Linked DNA regions of Homo sapiens: region 2 is linked to region 1. A link is an interaction called in ENCODE POLR2A ChIA-PET data of the cell type or tissue named here. Cell type or tissue: OCI-LY7. All regions are shown on one strand.

Evidence for each region. ChIA-PET counts read pairs that join two places held together with the same protein. Peaks named below come from ENCODE experiments on the same cell type or tissue, not always from the same donor. Only the 100,000 strongest peaks of a DNase experiment are listed, where the experiment ranks them.
Region 2: POLR2A ChIA-PET joins it to region 1 with 12 read pairs; 17 of 35 experiments call an interaction of 5 or more read pairs at or near these places.

What each region holds. Positions count from the first base shown.
Region 1 is chr15:38,074,904-38,079,903 of GRCh38, forward strand. No RefSeq gene overlaps it. Among named protein-coding and RNA genes, the nearest start is that of LINC01852, 4.4 kb to the left of the region's middle. In OCI-LY7, no CTCF peak of the experiment used is centred here; DNase peaks (open chromatin) are centred at 8, 768 and 2,108; H3K4me3 peaks cover 4,402 bases; H3K27ac peaks cover 5,000 bases.
Region 2 is chr15:38,241,922-38,246,921 of GRCh38, forward strand. No RefSeq gene overlaps it. Among named protein-coding and RNA genes, the nearest start is that of SPRED1, 8.4 kb to the right of the region's middle. In OCI-LY7, no CTCF peak of the experiment used is centred here; a DNase peak (open chromatin) is centred at 320; H3K4me3 peaks cover 705 bases; H3K27ac peaks cover 784 bases.

The DNA.
Region 1 (5,000 bases):
TTTTAACTTTATCAAGGTCACACAGATGTTAAATGGCCAAGTCACACAATGTGACTCCTGGGCCTGATCTCTTTCACGCTAGGCTTCACTGATACTTGAGGCACAAACACGTGGGGACACACTGGACACAGAGGTCTAGACTTGGAAGCCAGGAAAGCTCCAGCCAAGACATAGGTTTTTGTGTTTCAGCAAGGGAGGGGCTACAATGGCATGCCTGAAGGCCACAGGAGGGAGAATCTGCCTCATCCTACCCCACTTGGAAAGAAAGAAGGCCATGTGAGGACCTGCTAATTTCACACCGAAACTCTCTTTTGAGAAAGCAAAAGAGTGTGAATTCAGTCACTCCCTATTCTGAGCGGTCTTGTGATTTTATCTTTTAAACAATGCTCTGTAAACAATCGTGTCAAACCTTGCTAGTTGTCACGGCAAAGGGGACAAGACAGTGCTTAATTATACTGCTAATAAAATGTGCAGCCTATAATTGACACACATCACTTTTCCCCCATAACTCATTAGTCAAAACTAATACACCACCTCAACTACGATAAGTCCAGGAAATGAATTCCAGCCCTGTGCCCAGAATAGGGGACAAGAAGGACTAAAAATGCATGGTAACCAGCCCTAGTGATGACCATGACGCTCAATAAACACTGCTCTTCTTCCGATGAATGGCGAATACCAGTCCTTTTTTATAACTTCCTATTTTATAGCTAGTCCATGAGACTTTAGAGCAGCTCTCATGTGGAAGGCTCTGTAATCTCAGGAGTCATGCGTGTCATGACAAGATTCAACAAGAGCTTCTGGCTGCACCAGGCTACAAAGGCGTTCTCTTGCTTCTTATGAGCTCCACCATCCCAGAAGAGGAAAAAATGAAAATAAAGTCTTAAGGAAAATGGTCTGCTTTGGCATACCCAACTTGAAGATCATTGTGGGAGGGAGCAGGAAATATTCAAATAAAAGCAAAAGCAAATTTTGACCACAGAACTAAGAAAGTCTGTAGGAAAGATGCTGGAGTGACAGGAAACATCACTGACATTTTCATTTTCTCTCACATCAGATTTGCCCAGCTGTGTCTTATGGAAATGATTCTTAACCTCTCCTCAATATTTCCCAAACGAACTTGCCTTTGTTTTGGTGTTTTCTGAGCAATTCAAAGCTCATCTGGAGTTAATACGATACATACTTTGTTCATTGACTGACCTGTGTAGAAATGCCGATCAACTTCTCTCTTTTTTGACTTCTGCTTAACTTCAGACTCAAATTATCCTATCCTATTCTTATCTGATCATTCCTCGATTGTTGGGCATTGTAGATTGTTACTAATTTTTAAAAATCATACGTATAAAAAGAAGCACTAAAATAAATATTCTGGTACATAAAATCTCTCTCTGCGTATATAATTGTCTCCGGAGACTGGAATCACTCAGTAAAATTGTGCAAATTTTGCTCCAGAAAAGCACCCTGACCCGTGTCTTTACCTCTACTTGTAGAAAGACCACACAAAGGGAGTAGCTGCTGAAGAGAAACAGCATCACCTGGAGTTATGGGAATTACCTGGCCTTTGTGTTTCATGGACGACAGTGGAATTCAATTCTTCAGGAATATTGTTCAGGACGGTATATATGTCTCAAGATTTCCCTATTTACAAAATGTAGCATAAAAGTGGCCTGATTTTAAATGACTATACAACCACATAGCAACAGACTGCTTATGATCCAGTAAGTGAAAAAAGTGGACCCTACAATGACAATCAAATTTTTTTTAAATGCTGGCAAAAAGGAATGTCAAATACAACCTCAAAGTATCAATGTGTGCAGATAATAGGAATGTTTTTTTCTTGAATCTTCCAAAATTTTAGAATATGATGAGATTGGTTTATAATGATGTAAAAAAAAAAAAGTTGCATAAAGGACACATCTGATGAGAATGTGAGCTGGGAAAGCTGTGTCACAGCTGCACTTTCAGAAGTACCCGGCCATTGTTGCACTGGAGCCAGCCCCAGTTGCCTGGATGTAGAGGCCACATTTGGCATCCCCAGGGTTTTCATGTAGCTACTTCCTCTCCCCACAAACAGGCAACCACCCGGGCGGCTAAGCCAACAATGCGATGTCGTGCTTCATCACCAGACCTGACTGGGAGGCCCGCTGCAGGCCCCAGACCTCCTCCGAGAGAGCGGACTAAACTCGCAGGGGTGTTTCAGAGCAAAATGGTTTCAAAGCAAGAAACCTTTTAAAACAAACAGGAAACGAGCCCCTCAAACCCAAACCATGTGGAAAGATAGGCCACATGATTTAAACAAACCAACAAGAATACAAGTTTGTATAAATACCCTGGTACTTGCGCATTTCTAAAAATCATTGCAGTCCAATTGGGAAAAACCTGTTTAAGAAACATTTATTAAGAACCTTCATAGGCCAGGCATTGTGTTCATCTTAAGGTTTCAAATTAAATAACATCTCAGCCCTCCTGGGACACCCATTCTACCGAAAGAGATACACATGCAAATAATGAATCAAGCCTGGCAATATGAAAATTTTAATAAAAAAGGCAACGCATGCCTCTATCTTAACAGAAAAGGAAACTAAAAGGGCCCACTAGATTTAGCAATTAAGTAAAAAATTCCTAGGCTAGGGGATGAAAGATGCAGTGAATTGAGGAGGTAAGGTAATGGAGACGAAATAAACACTATTCTCTCAAGAAGCTTAGCTGAGAGGAAAAGAGAAAAGACAGGAGGATAACAGGTTAAGTTGGAATTCAGGATTCATGAGGCTATTTTCCCTAGTGGGAGAGGTGTGAATACGTTTGTAGAGTGAGAGGAAGATTTCAAGGTAGAAGTTGAAGATACAAGACAGGGACGATGGAAGGGGATGGCGTTCAGCACATATTTAACTAGTACAAGCTTTTCCTCTTGGAATTTTTACCCTACCAACCAGAAACACAACGTTTCTGCCCGTATAAAGAGCTCATCTTTTCCAGCTTTTCACCTTGCATGGTTTTAGCAGGACATTAGATGTATGATCCTGTCTTATGTAAATCTGGAATTTTAAAAAATAACAAAGATCATTTAGAATTTACGAATTTTTGTCTACTCTAAAAGGAAACAAATTTATAGCTATTTCATACTTCCCTTTGCATTTTCTTTCTTCCTCAAGATCATTACGTAAATGATGCGACTTCCAAGTTGTAAGAAACAAAGATGCACTGCAAATCACTGAGTCGAGAGAAACCCCGTTATCCATAAGTTAGTTTGATGAAGAAAAAGGGAAGCATTACCAGGGAGAATATTATATTTTTCTTTTCTTTTTGAAGTGTTTGAGATTTTAGTTACATTTCCTTTTAACTTATTTTAAATTATTTATTTTTTCAAAATTCACTGGTTTATCACAAATGTGCATCTGTTCACCAAACATGGATAAAATCAAAAGAATGAAAATATTTCTTAATAGAAATAATACTTTTTCCATGCATTAGTTGCTTTGCTTTTTTCTTCAGTTAATCAAAATTAATGTTGGTTTCCTAAAAACAGATGTTTGAGTGGAAAAGACAATAATAAAATGAAATAATCCTTTGCAATGAATTTTTTCAAGTCTTTCAAATATGAAACTTTCTGCAGAGTTCTAGTGGTCAAAGGAAATTACAGGATACAGGGTCTAGTCAGCTTGAATAGCAAATCTTATTTTATCCATTCTTGATCTTTTAGAGATAATGTTACAATCTAAAAATGAACACTTCCTGTTGCTGTGAACAGTAGACTGCCCATCGTTGCTAACATACAAGATATTTATTATTTCACTTCACACAGAACCAGGACCCAAACTAGCACTGATAAACGAAGTGGCCATGGAATCTGGAGTGGAAGCAGAGAGCTGAAAATACCACTGTCTTTTTTCAGATGGTAATTGTGTGTCTGAAAAGTACATAAATATTGTTTTCCTTTTCATTGCATTTTTGCTTTAAATACATTGTATTAGGTTGATCTTCAATTAACAGTCTTTTTTGATAATTTAGCCAGTTTTTCTCTCCCCAGCTTCCTCCTATGTTGTTTAGTAAGATATTGTCTGTAAATAAATAGTGTGGTGTCAGGGAAGGACAGAAGCATTTTAGAGAAACCCTTCAAGGAGTTATTTTGCAAAGCAAGAAAATTCTTGTTAGGTGAATAACCATCCCCTTTATTTACTATTTTGAAATTTGGGGTCTTCTATATTATGTTTTCTTAAAACAGAGCATTCCTGAATAGAAGAAGCCTATCAAAGAAACCTTCAACTCTGCCATTTCTGAAAACATAAAAACCCAAATGTGACTTATCACATCAGTACAGCATAAAGAATTTGGTCAAATTTAATGAAAATGGTCATAAGAAAAAAGATGGACAGAATAGAAAGCAGGAATCAATTATTTTACCACGTGGAAGCAACCTATGGTCTGGGCCGGGGATTGGCACACTACAGCCGTGGGCCAAGTGCAGCCTTCCACCTGTTTTTGTAAATAAAGTTTTATTGGAATGCAGCCACACACATTCGCTTATGTATTCTCTATGGCCATTTTTGTGCCACAGTGACAGAGTTGGGGAGCTGCCACAAAGGCCATATGGCCTGCAAAGCCTAAAATATTTACTCTCTGGCCCTTTATGGAAAAGGTTCGCTGAAGCTGGTCTAAAGGAGCATGAGGGCTGATGTCTGTTGGAAACATTACATAAACAATTACAAAATCTTTTAGACCTGTGGCTCAAAGAATGTCTGTACCTTTACCCAGAAAAAAAAGAGCAATTCAAAACTTATTTAGATAAACAATTGTTTCTTAAACTTTTAAATTGTCTGTTCCTGGCAACTGTAATAAGAAGTAGTAACTCCTTTTCTAATGCACTTTGAAAATTCATCTTTAAAAAGTATGGTTTGCCTTCCCATACCACTTTAGAATGTTAAGAGCCTCATCTAATGCTATATATATATACATATTTTGGTCAAAGTGGTTTCTTCCCCCACGTAATGCTCAGTTCTATT
Region 2 (5,000 bases), 170 kb after region 1:
TTGGGTCACTGTGTGGTACCAAACAGATATTTTCCCAGGGAAAATGAAATAGGTGCTGGTGAAAAGGATAACATATTTAAATAGGTTAAAGGTTGGGCAATGGCTATGACAGCTTAATTCTGATGGGGTTTCCTCTTCAGCCAAGTCCTAGCCTTGCCATATAAAAGTGTACCAAAAAAAATATCCAAACACGTATCAAATCTCTCTTAGCTTCAATTGGCCCTTTGAAAGCTGAAGTTATACAAATAAGTAACAATTAGCATATTTTTTCTATTTACATTCTCCTTGAACACATGGTTAAGTCAATTTCAAGGACTGTTTTTCACTTCCTTGTTCTTGTTTATGTTTCACTATGATGCTTCACGGTAACTCATCTGCTGTTAATCCTCTACTTTGTGAAGCAAAATCAGTTTCTCCCATAGTAACTCTTATAGCACTTACCATGGTAATGGTAATTACCAATTTACACCTTTACTAGACTATAAACTTCTTGAGTTTAAGAACTGCTTTCATTTCATCTATAATAAGAGCCTGGCAAATAAAATAAGTAAGTCAATAAATTAGTGTTGCTGATATAGATATCTTCTGTGAGTTTATCAAAGATGGACCCTTTGAAAGTTGGACCTAAACACCACTCTCTAATGAATTCTAGATGGCTCTGATAGTTTTCTGAAGGTTCTTTCTATTGTTTATTGAGTACTGTTGGCTCTGTAAAATAGGATAAATATCAGGAGTGAAGGTGATAAGGAAAAGTCTAAAAAGAGCAAAACCAGGCAATAATAATGGTTAGAATTAAATGAGTTACACTTCAAGTGATTTTCAAGAAAATTTGATATTTTAGATATATGAAAAGTAAAAATAAACTGGAATTACACATAAGTAGAGTTTATGAATCTGGATGAAACCATGTCAAAATTTCCATGCCATTTAAATGGATAGGAGCTCCAGAGACATAAATTCAAAATATAAACTAAGAGTTGTCCTACTAGAGTAATAAATTACTATTACCATAATAAAATAACATATAATAAGTGCCTATCTGACATCTCACTTTACAAGTTATTATACAAAATAATTTGTGTAATGAATGATAATATGAAATTTGAGACTTCATAAAATTTGGAAAGGATGGTTAGCTAAATACAGACATTAAACAAATACATAGTTAAGGACAGAATCATGGAACTTATAAAGGATAATTGGAACTTATAAAGGATAATTACATTCCTAAGACATACTCTGGACCAAATAATTTAAGATTGCAGAAAGTAATTTTATTTTCCCAAATCAATTCCAAAAAGCTTTATGGAAAATATCGGGAGATATATAGTAACGTGTTACTTAAAGACAAGGATAAATTCTGAGAAATGCATTGTGAGGCAATTTCCTCTTTGTGTGAACATCACAGACTGTACTTAGACAAACCTAGATGGTATAGCCTGTTGCTCCTAGGCTACAAACCTGTACAGTGTGTTACTGTATTGAATACTGTGAGCAGTTGTTACACAATGGTAAGCGTCAATATTTGCATATCTAAACATAGAAATGGTACAATAAAAACGAGGTATTATAGTCTTATAGGACCAATGTCATATATGCAGTCCATCGTTGACTGAAAGTCATTATGAGGCATCTGACTGTACCTGAAATAAGCAAGAATAAGATAGGTAAAGACAGACTGTTCAAAATGCATGGCATCTTGGCAGGGGACCCAGAAGGAAGTCTGGGACGATCCAACAAAAGAAGGAAACTTGACATAAACAAAAATTGGCTAAAACCTAGGAGGCAATGAGGGTGTTAATTGTTTTAGGGCTTTTTGATAAAGAGCTTTAGAGTTGAAGGAGGCATTCTCTAGGATGAAGGAAAGCCAGTGTCTTAGGATTTTAAATCTTATGGAAAATAAAAACATCTCTTTCTGGTGATGTACGAACTGGCCAGATGTCACTGGACTGAAGCTTTTAGCATTTTTAAACCAGAAGAAGTTTTCCTTTGGGTGTGTATTCTTTATTTCTCTGTACAAAAGTACTAAAGATAATATCATAGATCTTCAAAACAGACACATTTGAGGATACTAATAAGATTAGTGTCATTGGAGAAAAACGAGTTAATTTTATTACTTTTTATGGCATTTAGTCATATTGCAATTTATAGAATCTAAATGTTTCCTTCTGGTTCTATGTCTCCCTAGCTAGACTGTAAGTTTCTGGAAAGCAGGCCTCCTCCCTGTACCTAGAGTAGTCCTGTAGATTCTACCACCTACATATGTCTATAGTCATCTTCTTTCTAGCCCCATGAGCAATGTCCTCAGTTTTCTCCTGTATAGATGATTGCAACAGCCTTTTTACTGGTCTCCAAAATCTTACAGTATAGCAAGGAGACATGGAAAACCAAATGGAAATATTTAAATAATATAAAATGTTATACAAACATATAAAAATATAATATATAAAAATAACTGCTATTTTTCCCTTGAATACTGACATTTTCTTTATAGCTCTCCTCCCACCTCTACCTATATTCTGACTTTGAATTATAACTATGAAACTGCACACACACACTGCCAACACAGAGGGCTGGAGGGGCCAATGTGGCATGAAAATGCAGGGTCTTTTGTTTTGTTTAGCTTTCTAAAATTATAGTGGACTACATGGAAGCTACAACAAAATGCAAAGTTTTAAGGTCTCCTGAGTGACTATGTAGAAACACCAGGCTTTACAGGTGCCTAATGAAGTGTGAAAAAGTCCAATTAAAGTGTGATGTTGCAGTGGGAAGAGGAGGGAACCTTCAGGTAAGCTAGAGAGTTGAGGGCGGGAAGGCGGGGGGAAGACTTTTTTTTTTTTTTTTTTTTAGAAAAGCACAGAGATTTTAGAGAAAAGAGGGAAAGCAGGGAGCAACTGTTAAGGCCACAGTCCCCTGCCAGCACTGCAGGGAGCTACGGGTGAGCAGTGGGCTTAATCCAGAGATGAACAGAGACAAGGTGCTGAGTGGTCCAAGTCACAGGCCAGGAAAAAGAGGCTAAAGTAAAACAGGAATAAAAATCCTGTTTTGGGGTGGGGAGTGCAGAAAAAGGGCTAGAAATGGTAATGGGAATCTCTGACTTTTGCATACTTGGAAGCTGGACAAGCTTGAAGAACAAGGTTAGGAAGGGACACTATTAAAGATAAAGGGATTACTGGCCAGGTGTGGTGGCTCATGCCTGTAATCCCAGTACTTTGGGAGGCGGAGGCAGGCAGATCACCCGAGGTCAGGAGTTCAAGACTAGCCTGGCCAAGATGGTGAAACCCTGTCTCTACTAAAAATACAAAAATTAGCCAGGTGTGGTGGCGCACGCCTGTAATCCCAGCTACTCGGGAGGCTGAGGCAAGAGAATTGCTTAAACCCAGGAGGCAGAGGTTGCAGTGAGCCGAGATCACGCCATTGCCCTCTAGCCTGGGCAACAGAGCGAGATTCCATCTCAAATAATAATAATAATAAAGATAAAGAGATTACTTACAATAGGGCTTCTTAAACTTTAATGCACAGATGAATCATACGGCGGTATTGTTAAAATGCAGATTCTAATTCAGGAAGACTGGAGTGGAGCCCAAGGGCCTGCATTTCTAACAAGCTTCCGGGTGAAGCTTTGCAGCTTTGAGTGGCAAGGATATGCAATATTAAACATGAACACTTAAAACATTTTTTTGTGTGTGACGGAGTCTCACTCTGTTGCCCAGGCTGGAGTGCAGTGGTGCGATCTTGGCTCACTGCAATTTCCACCTACTGGGTTCACGCCATTCTCCTGCTTCAGCCTCCCGAGTGGCTGGGTCTACAGGCACCCGCCACCATGCCCGGCCAATTTTTTGTGTTTTTAGTAGAGACAGAGTTTCACCATGTTAACCGGGATGGTCTCGATCTCCTGACCTCGTGATCCGCCTGCCTTGCCTCCCAAAGTGCTGGGATTACAGGCGTGAGCCACAGCGCCTGGCCAAAACATTTTTATATGCGGGGTGTGGTGGCTGACGCCTGTAATCCCAGCACTTTGGGAGGCCGAGACAGATGGATTGCTTGAGCTCAGGAGTTTGAGGCCAGTCTGGGCAACATGGCGAAACCCCCTCTCTACAAAATACAAAAATTAGCTGGGCATGGTGATGGGTGCCTGTAGTCCCACCTACTTGGAGGCTGAGGTGGGAGGATTGCTTGACTCTGGGAAGTGGAGATTGCAATGAGCTGAGATTGTGCCACTGCACTCCAGCCTGGGCAACAGAGGAAGAAAAAAAAAAAACCCAAACTAAACAAACAAAAACCATTTTTTAACAAAATAAACCAGTCAATGAATTTATGCTTCCCAGTATAGATATGTTCTGTAGGTTTATCAAAGACTTATACATCAAAGATAATTATGAAATTATCCTCCCTTTTACCCTTAGTTAATGGCAATGAAGAGATGATCTACAGTGCCCCAGTTCACACTAATAATGTATTTGAGAGCATAATCCTTGTTACATGTCTACTTTAATAACAAGATAACTACTTTTGTTATTTACAGCAACACATTTGCACATTCATGTGTCTAAGAAAACAACCCGTGATGACAGAAATGTTTTATATCTAGATTGTTCAATATGATAGCGACTAACCACTTGTGGCTATTGAGCACTTGAAACATGGCTAGTATACCTGAGGAATAAACAGCCACATATGGCTAGTGGTTACCATGATCATCGATATCTGCTAGCATCACCCAAAGACAACCAGATGTTATTTGCCTTCTGATTGAAGTAGTCCTCCTATCAAGGCTCTAGATTTAGAAACCAATTTACAAAAGAGACTCCAGATGTCCCCAGACCCTACTCTAAGAACTGATGGTATAAAGGAACTTACGTACCTGAGGCCCACAAAAGGCAGCTGATAATAGCCAAGGAATTTAATTCTTTCGTTATCTAAAAGTAGGACTCTCCTGTTAAATCATTATCCAAAGTAATAATGACTTGAAAGTCTATCCCACCAAATATCCCATCTTT